Regions from separate parts of the Homo sapiens genome. Here region 1 is linked to region 2. Evidence: read pairs that join two places in POLR2A ChIA-PET (ENCODE). Cell type or tissue: PC-9. All regions are shown on one strand. Links, peaks and the distances in the headings refer to the core of each region. The heading gives the core; the rest is flanking DNA.

The links. ChIA-PET counts read pairs that join two places held together with the same protein. Peaks named below come from ENCODE experiments on the same cell type or tissue, not always from the same donor. Only the 100,000 strongest peaks of a DNase experiment are listed, where the experiment ranks them.
Region 1: POLR2A ChIA-PET joins it to region 2 with 8 read pairs; 2 of 35 experiments call an interaction of 5 or more read pairs at or near these places.

The regions. Positions count from the first base shown.
Region 1 is chr1:209,264,788-209,270,170 of GRCh38, reverse strand. It overlaps LOC105372896 (a long non-coding RNA gene), which reads left to right and starts at 3,445. Exons shown (of 5, transcript XR_922530.4): 1 at 3,445-4,710. It also overlaps the pseudogene ATP5MC2P1. In PC-9, for the core only: no CTCF peak of the experiment used is centred there; no DNase peak of the experiment used is centred there; H3K27ac peaks cover 666 bases.
Region 2 is chr1:209,362,015-209,367,397 of GRCh38, reverse strand. No RefSeq gene overlaps it. Among named protein-coding and RNA genes, the nearest start is that of LINC01698, 7.3 kb to the left of the region's middle. RefSeq lists an enhancer at 1,288-1,788. In PC-9, for the core only: no CTCF peak of the experiment used is centred there; DNase peaks (open chromatin) are centred at 2,457 and 4,167; H3K27ac peaks cover 2,102 bases.

The sequences.
Region 1 (5,383 bases), core at 193-5,192, 97 kb after region 2:
ATAAATCAGATATCAAAATTAAAAACATTTGCTCATTGAATTAACTGTTACATAAATAAAAAGGAAAGGGACAGACTGGGGAGATATATTATCTCATGCATAGAAAAAACACCCAGTGAAACTAGATTCAAATTAAGGAGTTTGATTTTTCAAAGGGAAATAAAAATTGTTAAGGATACAACATACAAATTGAGTGAAAGTTCTGTTACACATATAATTGTCAAATAATTAGTATATAGAATCTATTAAAAAAAGTATCAAGAACTACCCAAACATCCATAAAAATGAATAAACTACAAGAAGATAAAGATAAAGAACAAGAAATGAAGAAAACCATAAAACAAAACATTCAACCTCATTAGTGGGTAAATGCTAATTGAAACCATAAGGAAATATTTCATATTCAATAGATTGGCAAAAATTTAAAAGTTTGACTACTTCAGGTTTGGCAAGGATGTGACTTCAATCAGAACTCTTATACACAGTATGTAAAAATGAAAATTGGTGCCAGTTTTTTTTAACTTAGAATTATCCAGTTTACTTAAGAATACATATAGCTTTTGACCTAGCAACTCTATTCCATGATATACACCTAGAGAAACTCTGGTCCATACCATAAGGAGACATACATAGGAATGTTAATCCTAGCATTCTTTGTGATAAAAATAAAAATACTAGAAACAATCCAAATAGAATGGATAATATATTGCTGAATAAATGGGATACTATATACCAGTAGAAACAAATGAACTATAGCAATTTACAGCAACATAGATGAATCTCAGGAATATGAAATTGAACAAACAAACAAAAAAGCAAGGCAAAGAAATACACAGTGTAATTCCACTTACATAAAGTTAAAAAACATGCAAGACTAAATAATATACTGTTTAGAAATAAAAATGTATGCCATAAAACAATAAAGAAAAACAGAAGATCAATAAACAGAAAAAACAGGTTCTAAGAGAATAGGGAAGTAGATGAGAGTGGTGATGGGCACACAGAGGAATTCCATGATGGGTAATGGGAATATTCTGTCTTTCAGACTGGCATATGAGTAGGTGGATGTACAAAAGTATACAGAAGTATATGTATATATTCATTTATATTCATTCAGTAGTGAATAAATATGAAAATACATCTCTCTCTCGGTAATGTTTATTGACCTCATGGTGTTCACCACAATTTTGGAAGTGGGATATATGCCGTCTGAATCCCAGCTCATAGACCAGTTTATGCTTCACCCTTGTTCTCATCTTTGAGTCCTACTTCCTCTTCACAGCCTCCATTCTCCCTTATCAACATAAAAGGAAATCCTATGACCAGTATTTGGGCATGATCAGGAAAAATGATAGGAAAGTACTTACAAGTTAACTTAACCTTTTCTCTCCATGTGTTTGTTTTGTGGTATGTTTATTTTTGAGGCTCTCATTAGTGGTTTAGTGGCTCCTTTACAGAAACTGGCCAGCCAGCACTTGACAACTCACACTAGGGTGAAGGCTTTCGAATTCTTGGCCCCAGGGTGTACTCCTTAGCACCATAAGGGTCTTCTTTAGCATACAGCCTCAATAGATAAGGTCTGCATAGTAAATAGGGCAGTGAGAAAGAATAATTTATATTATTAGGAATGTCCTAAGGGAATGTAGGTTATCCTACAAAGGAAAGGTAGGTTATCACTGAAGATCCCTGTTTCATAGATAAGGAAATACAGGGATTAGAAGATATAAAGGTGTTGTCCTGGATAATGAGTGGGCGGGGAATGTATGTCAAGAGGTACTGACAGCAGATATCTGCCTCTTAAAGAGGGTCTGTATGTACCATCCAATTTTATGTCTTCCTGATCATGCCCTCTCCCTGACCCCCCACTGTATGTTTAAACAGGAGAGTCCTGTCTGTCTTCTCTGCACTGGGAGCAGCTCTCCTGCCATAGCCCCTCACCCCGTAAAAATGTATGCCTGCTCCAAATTCATCTCCACTCCCTCCTTGGTCAAGAGCACCTCACAGCTGCTGAGCCATCCACTATCTGCAGTGGTGTTGAAATGACCGGAGACAATGGCAGATGAGAGTCTCAGCAGCTTGGCAGTCTCATGTCCCCTTACCTCACTTGTCCCTAGCTGCAGCTTCCAAACTAGTGCCATTTCAAGGGACATAGACATGGCAGCCAAATTCATTGGGGCTGGGGCTACCACAGTTGGGGTGGCTGGCTCTGGGGCTGGGATTGGGACTGTGTTTGGGAGCCTCATCATTGGTTATGCCAGGAACGCTTCTCTGAAGCAACAGCTCTTCTCCTATGCCATTCTGGGCTTTGCCCTCTGGGAGGCCTTGGGGCTCTTTTGCCTGATGGTGGCCTTTCTCATCCTCTTCGCCATGTGAAGGAGCCGTCTCCACCTCCCATAGTTCTTTTTTCCATGTCTGATGGGCCCTGTGTGTTCCTTTTCCTATACCTCCCCAGGCAGCCTGGGGAACATGGTTGGCTCAGGGTTTGACGGAGAAAAGACAAATAAATACTGTATTAATAAGAAAAAAAAAAGTAAACAGGAGAATGAGACCAGCATGCACCCCTGCTTGGGTAGTCAATGATATACTGGTACAGACAGTGGTAAAAAGAAAACAGCAGTGATGCCAGGGGAGTAGTAGAAAGTGGTAGAAATTATTACCAAGAGTGAGAAGGGGATTGTTCACCCACTACTTTTCTTTGGACTTGTATATCTAGGAGTATGATATTCAAATGAAAAGGAGTAGAACAAATATAGCCAAGGAAGAATTAAATCCCAAGAAAGGGATGGAGCATATCAGAGAAAACCTTGATGCCCAAAAGACTCAAGGTCCCCAGATTCAGTCAGTCACTGGAGTTCTGAAAGGACTTGTGTTGCTGCTTACAAAGCTATTTTCCTACATCAAGGACAAAAATATCAACGGCCCATGCCCAATAAGTTGGAGAACCGCTTTACTAGAAGTTCACTAGAAAATATTAGGTGTTTTTAGTTGACTGCAAGCTGAAAACAAATAAGGCACAATAAGAAGCACTGGAATGACTCATAATCTTACACTGTGCTGATGTAAGTGTGATGCTGAGACAAAGAAAGTCGAGTCCCACTCTGTTTATTTTTGGCGTTTTAAGAGAAACATTAATAAGCTTTAGTGTGCTAAAGGAGAAAAAACAGATTGCTGGGAGTACTGCAGACAATGCCACAGGAGGAATAAAAGTGCTGGCTTTGTTTATAACCATGGAAAAAGATAAGCCTTAGCCACAAGGAAGGAGCCCCATAGCTCTCTTCCAGCGTTTCAAGCACTGCAAAGTACAAGAGTAATGAGACTTTTTCTGCATAGCTTCAGAGGGCGGAACCAAGAACAATGCTTAGAAGTTAAAGGGGAGAAAATTCCATTCAACATAATAAATCTGACAATCTTAGATTTATATAAGGTTGTGTAATCCACAAATACGCTCATGTGCATCATCTCACTTTAGGAAGAACTCCTGAACAATTGATGATAGAGTGAGCTGCCAGGCATGTTTAAGCATAGACTAATGAATCCACTAGACTAGATGAACTTAAAGATTGTGTCCAACTCAGGCTGTGAATCAACCTAGAGGTGCTTCCAAGTCAGCTTCTAAACTGAGAGGAAACAGGGAACAAACGCAATAACACCTGCATCAATTCATCCTTGTGTGTCTCCGTTTATACTTTTGAAAAAGGAAAAAAGTGAAAAGACAAGTTTGTCTTTACCACATGGGGAACTGGTTGAGTTAGACATCTCATCCTTTAAGATATTCAAGGGGATATTGGCTGCCTGTCTTCCTGGGGAATTCTGCACTGGGTAAGAAGATGGACCACATGCCCTGAGGTTCCTTCTAACACCAAGACTAAGGGAAAGCTGTATTTTATACTTGGCTCTACTACTTTCTACACTGACTTTGAGAGAGCCTTGTTTTTCACTCTCTGGACCTCAATTATCTTTCCTATTACAGGAAGGTATTGGACTCTGTGACCTTTAAGAGTTTTAGAGAACTCACATTCTAAAATTATAAGATTTTATAAAGAATATGTGGAAGCTTCATTCTTCCACATTCTCTAAGAAAAATTGATCCTGAGTTCTGGTCCTAGTGAGATTATGGTGGCAGTGTAGTTTCTTAATCTTTTCAAAACTCCTCCAGAAAACCAAACAGAAAATTAGAAATAGTGTAAAAATATGCCTAGATTATATATTTTTAAATACTAGGTGATAGGAAACATCTCTAAACCCTACAGTACTGCTGTAGTCAAAACCACATGTAGAAATGGCACCTAAAGGCAATCCGCTGTGGAGTCGTGGCAGCAACTGAGCAGGGTAGAAACACTGGGGTTCAGATGGTGCGAGGTGGCAGAAACAGGAAAAGAGAGTGGTGGGCTCAATGCAAACCTTTGACAAGCCCTGTAAGCTATAGAACCCAAGATCACCCATGAAGACTCACCCTTAAAAGAAGGCCTAATCTGGAATAAAAATCTGTGTGGACAAGCCTGAGAATAACTGTGAAACTACTATTCCGATATGCTCAGAGTTGCAAGTGAAAGCAGGAGCCTGCAGACAGCATCACAAGAGACCTGAGAGTGAGGCAGTAGAGCAAACCCTGGATGATTGCCAAAATATCCAATAATATCCTTTTCCAGAGGGGAAAACCGCCAGAAGCAGACACGTTGAGCCGGGCAGTAACTCTGGACAGTTGAGATGGTAAGCGGTGTGGGGAGGAGGTTGTGGGCCCAAAGGAGTCAGATCCCGGGAAGTCATGTAAGAAAAAAATAACTTGTCTAAAGGGGAGAGCTCTGGGAAACATAGAACTGAAGGCAGGAAACCTTCTTGGCCAGGCGTAGGCCTGAGAGATGGATGGGATGATGTATTTTGAGTCCTTCTTAATAACAAGAAAAGATGAAGCTGAGAGAGTGACCCTAGTTCATCCCCTGGCCCCCACTGACCAGGAACTGTCCCTTAATAGTCTAGGAAAAGCCATTTCATTTAAACAGGGAACACACAGAAAAAAAAATAGTCTAAATAATTCAAAGTTATTATTTAAAAAAAGGTAATAACGAAATAAATAACACCAGAAAAAGTGGACACAAAGCAGATGAAAACTATAACATTCTGTTTCGGAAAAACACCCGAATCAAATTTTTTCTTTGCTCTCACGCCACAGCAATGAACACAAAAGAAGACTTCTATGGCCAAATTCTTTGGGGGGGGGGGGGGGTTCCCCACCGACAAACAGTGGACACCAAGTAATTCAATTCTAATTCACCTCAAATTCACCTCTAGTTCAATTCCCACTCTAGCTACCTGGAGATAGCATCGGATCCCACAGGCTGAGGGCTCAGACCCCAAGACTGCCCCCGCCAACACACCCTTGTGG
Region 2 (5,383 bases), core at 168-5,167:
TAATTGTCTCAGGGATCATGAATTACAGGCAGAAAGGAGCTGGAGCTTCCTCAGCACCAAAGACTTTGCTATCCCATTACATTTGCCCAAGAGATGCAGCAGTAGTTCTCCCGCCCAGAAAATTACTGCTGGGTTTCTTCACAGGGGAATGTATTTTTTTTCCCTTCCTAGACAGAGCTTATTTCTCACCAATGATTCAAAGGCTAAGCCAGCCAGAGCCTGGCAGACTTTTCAGTTTGTTTCTATTCTACAGGAAGGCTTACGTCTGGGGCAAGTTACTGAATAAGAAATTCAGACAGAGTCTGTGCCTTCATGCTGGTGGTACCTTCACCCACTCTCCATCAGCTGTACAGACAGTCACTTGTCCTCTACGGGTGCTTGGAGAGCCCCAGTGAATTCTGAATGATTTCCTGTTTCAATCATGCAGTTAATTGGCAACATTTCTGCCCAATACCTCAGCCCAATGGCAGGGAAACCAAAACTATCCATGACAATGGTATGTTTGAAGCAAAGACAATCTAAAGCACTTCACATTTGCATGTCTCAGTTTCCCTTTCTCTAAGAGGCAGGGTGGAGGATTGATTCTGATTCTCTCCAAAGTTTTTGTAGTCTTTCCCATGGTTCTTTGTGCTTCTGAGGAACCAGAAGGGGCAATACAGTCAGATACCGTTCACCTAGCATCATTTGCCCTGCTACCATTAAAGTATGTTCTTCCTTGAGTCTTGGTTAAAGATTTTTCATCCATGTCAATCAGTCAATTGATCAGGAGGTGCTGCCTTTGTATCCTGTCTTTATCTGTATCAATATACTAGAATTTAAGCCACTGGTGTTCAGGAGCCAGCTCATACCACCTAGGAAGAGCTGACTATGCACATATCTTCCCATCTCCTCTCTCAGTGATACCTTCTTGGTTTCTAAAAATCAGCCACTGCGGGAATATTTACACCATGGAAATTGGCCAAAGCTAGAAAGCAGAACTTTTTTCCCTTGAAAAACTGATCGTTAAAATTTACCAGCACATCACTGCCATAAGCTCCCTGAGGGCACTGGTCAGTTCCTATAGCTCTCTTTGTGTATTATGAAACACATATTGGGGTGTATGGAAAGTTTTGTAGATGAATACAGAGGACACGTCAAGTCACAGATCTCTCCCAGTTCAACTGTAAATAAGTTACAATCTCCATTAAGTGCCACAGTCTTTCAAACATACCTGCTTTCTATAGTATTACACTTTTTTTTTTTTTTTTTTTTGTGAGATGGAGTCTCGCTCTGTCACCAGGCTGAAGTGCAGTAGTGAGATCTTGGCTCACTGCCACCTGTGACTCCCTGGTTCAAGCAATTCTCCTGCCTCAGCCTCCTGAGTAGCTGGGATTACAGGCACATGCCACCACGCCTGGCCAAATTTTGTATTTTTAGTAGAGATGGGGTTTCACCATGTTGGCCAGGATGGTCTCCATCTCCTGACCTGTGATCCACCTTGGCCTCCCAAAGTGCTGGGATTACAGGCATGAGCCACCGTGCCTGGCCTATAGCATTATACTCTTGATGTTATTTTTTTCTCACTGTGGGGACATGCTTGATCTTACCATCATCCATGCCTCTGTGAGTAGATTCTCCCTCTCCTAGGTGTGTTCATCAGAACTTGCTGAAGTAGGAATCAAAGGAGTTAAGACAGGAAACTCGTTTTCCATCTTCCCCTGGACCCAGGACAATTATTGATAATCTCCTTCTTCTAATAGGAGAGCAAGGTGACCTAAGGCTTGTATGGGAGGGAAGAAAGGAGCAGATGTTGGGATTTTGGATGAGGAAGAGCAATGCTTGGCTGGACTGATTTGAGCAGGCAGCCCACTTGTCAGCTGGACTCATGAAAACCCCCAAAAAGGAAGGGAAACAACTGCATTCAATGGTCACAATGTACAACATTTACTGTGTCTGTCATACAATCAGCAGCATATGGAATCTCATATATCTTGGGCCTCCTGACTTGGACATTCTTCATAATAGCTTGATTTTGGTTGTCTTCTGTAAATGCCTAGTATGGAGCTTGAAGCATTATAGGCCTTCAATAAGCACTTACTGAATTAGTGAAAAATTTTATTTGCCATCTACAGGTCTCAGGGTTTGGAAAACGAGTGTAGGTTGTGGTTGGAGAGTGGGGAAGGTGTCGAGGGGGCTTGTTCTTTTCCTGAACCCTGCTTTATTCTTTACACTGTAGTCAAAGTGGTTATCAGGCCCCTCAAAGGAAAGGAGGTAATTCTTAAGATGTGAAGGTGCAGGCACAGAAGAAAGGTTAAGGAAGGAGGGCCACCAGGCCTTTGTGCATTATCAGTTCCCACTTTAAGGAGCCTTTCAACAAAATGTCTCTGCAGCTCAGGTAAGCAGGGAGTTAAGGTCTGAGGAGAATGGAATTTTCCTTGTGGTCGTACAGACTTGTTTTAACCACAGGAATGAACACAAGATTCAACTTGTCCCCTCAGCTATTGTCTGGAACTCCTTTCCCTCCAGCCACCGGCAGCTGAGGTTTTAATGTGACATTTTTCTAAGTATTAGGATTGCTCTCTGGCCTTCTCTTTATAGCTTTTTTGCTTCCCTCCTCCCAGGCTCTCACCTCCCTATCCTTCAAATGCTTTCCAATAAGCAAGTGCTCTCCTCCTGTCTACCAGGCAGGGGAAGACATATGCGTTTATTTATTCTTTTTAAAAAGGTGTGTCTCCTCTCCTTCCTGAACCTTCATCCTGCAACTCCCCCTTGAAACCACAAAGTATTACCCTTACCCATTCCCAAATCCCAAAGCCTGGTGCAAAGATACCTGAAGGATGATAAGCTAACTTCATACGCTGTTTGAGCCATCCTAGCAAGGGTTTCAACAGCCTTATCAACACAACCAAAAATATGGGCATATTTTCTCTCAATTAGTTATTGGGCCCAAGCATAAAAGACCTTTTGAGCCTTAGTCAGAGGTCTTATTTTGTGAATTTTTGCTTTAGATTTTCTGGTCTCTGTGTGGCTTTCTCTAAGGTCTCTAACCAATCCCAGCCCATCTTCATCCATTTATCTTTAATGTAGAGGAGCTCAGAAAAAGTTACCCCCAAATTGATTGACAAATTGGGGTGGGAGGAGGTGATGGATTATTTTACGGATCCTCTCCCTTGATTGCCTTGATATTCCCGCTGCATTTTTGTCACCTTACTGCCTGGTTTCTGAGTTCTCTCTGTGTCCGAGGACGACAAATGGCAGTAGAAAGTCAGCATGCCTTGGAAACTCAAGCAACCCGAAGGCTCAGTGCTCACTTCTCCCTGCCAATATTGCAATGGAAAAGCCTTCCTGCAGACAATTTTTAAAATTTTCTTTTAAAGCAGCATTAGAGAGATTGAAACAGATTTCTTTCCAAGGCGTTACCCTTTGATGAGGTACAAAAAAGGTTAAACAAAAAGCCAAACTTTGGTTTCAAATGTAAGACACCTTTATTCTAATTATAATCATAATGATCTAATGTGTTTGGGATTTAATTATTTGGAATTAGAATAAAAAAAGACATCCTGTAATTACCATTGAACTCATCTTGAGGCATAAATCTAATAATTAAACACTTTCAGATTGTATTCAGTGAGTAATTAAAATAGAAAAAAAATACTGTGGATTCCTTTCTACCTCTGTAAGGAAGTTTCTCAAATTATCAATGGATTTCAGTGACAATATCTAGAAATTATTGTGTATAAAATATAATTATTAACAAAATTATAATTTCAGTTATTTACAGTCTTTTCCCTTGGCAGTCAGGATGTTTGAGCAGGTGAGAATTGACAGAGTTAGGAGTTGGATCTGAATGAAAAATATTTCCTTCCTGAAAGATAGCTCCCTGAACTCAAGTTTCATTTTTATTGTCAGCAAGGAAAGAGAAGTAGGTACTGTGCAATTTTTATGAGAACTGAGTTCTGTTCTCTGATCAGTTTTTGGCAAAAAATAGCAGCCCATATGCTTTCCCCTTTTGGAAGTGGAACATGGGAGTGAGGTTTGGCAGGAGCAGATGCTGTAGCATTCAAGGGAAAGGTCTTGGGAGACAGCGCGCTTCAGGGAATTTAGCTTTGTTCATGGGACTAGGCCCCAAATGTCAACAAACCCGATTCATCAGCTTGGGGTGGGGAAGGGGAGGAGCTGGCCGGTGTGGGGACAGTGTATGCTCAGGTGGCATATTCTCTTGGAGCTGAGGTGTACTCCTGCTGCTTCTTGCTCACCCCCATAGGGAACAGAAGTCAGGGTATTGGCATTGTTAGGCAGGCAGATCAGAAAGAGGAAAGGAATGAGGGCTTGGGCCAGTCTCATTCATCAGCTGCATGGTTTATCTAACCGAGTTTGAGTGGGTCAAGTTGTTTCTCCCCAGATATGCAAACCCCTTTGACATTCTACGACCATTAAGCCCTGCTGTAAAATGCTGCTTCCCTGGGAATAAGCAGTCCATTCAATTAAAAAGCACCACAGATGAATGCTACCTGAGAAGTCAGATTCACAGACAGAAATTTAGACTAGGTCCATGGTGAGGAGGGAGTTATCAATGGAGGTGGGAGAGTGCCTATCAATAACAGCAATAATAGTAATAGCAAAAGCTCCTAGGCACTTTACTCATGCCTTCCTCATTTAACCTTCACACTGATCCTGTAAGGTGAGTGTTATCTCTGTTCTGAAGAAGAGGTAACGAAGACCCAGGAGGTTGAGCACTTAGTCCAAAGCCACAAGTGCTATTAAGGCAGAGGCCAGATTTGCTACTCACCACTGCAGTACATAGCAAGATTCTCATATAGGGTATTTCTGGGATCACACATAGGGCTTTAAAAAATAAAGATTTTGGCCGGACACAGTGGCTCATGCCTGTAATCCCAATACTTTGGGAGGGCGAGGTGGGTGGATCACCTGAGGAGTTCAAGACCAGCCTGACCACGTGGTGAAAGCCCGTCTTTACTAAAAATAAACACACACACACACACACACACACACACACAATTAGCCAGGCATCTTGTTGGGCATCTGTAATCCCAGCTACTTGGGAGGCTGAGGCAGGAGAATCGCTTGAACCCAGGAGGGGGAGGTTGCAATGAGCTGAGATCACACCACTGTACTCCAGCCTAGGCAACAGAGCCAGACTCTGTCTCAAAATAAATAAATAAATAAAAACAAAGATTTTGCATCTTATCCCAAAGATACTGGGGACTCATTAAAGGCAGTGTGACAAAGAAGTTAGAATTTGATTTTTGGAGCCACACAACCTGGATTGGTTTATTACCTGTTAAACCTTAGCTAATCATTAAACCTCCCTGAATCTGAATTCTCATCTGTGGAATGGGTATAATTAATGCACTGGCATCATGTGGTTATGGGAAAGAGGTCA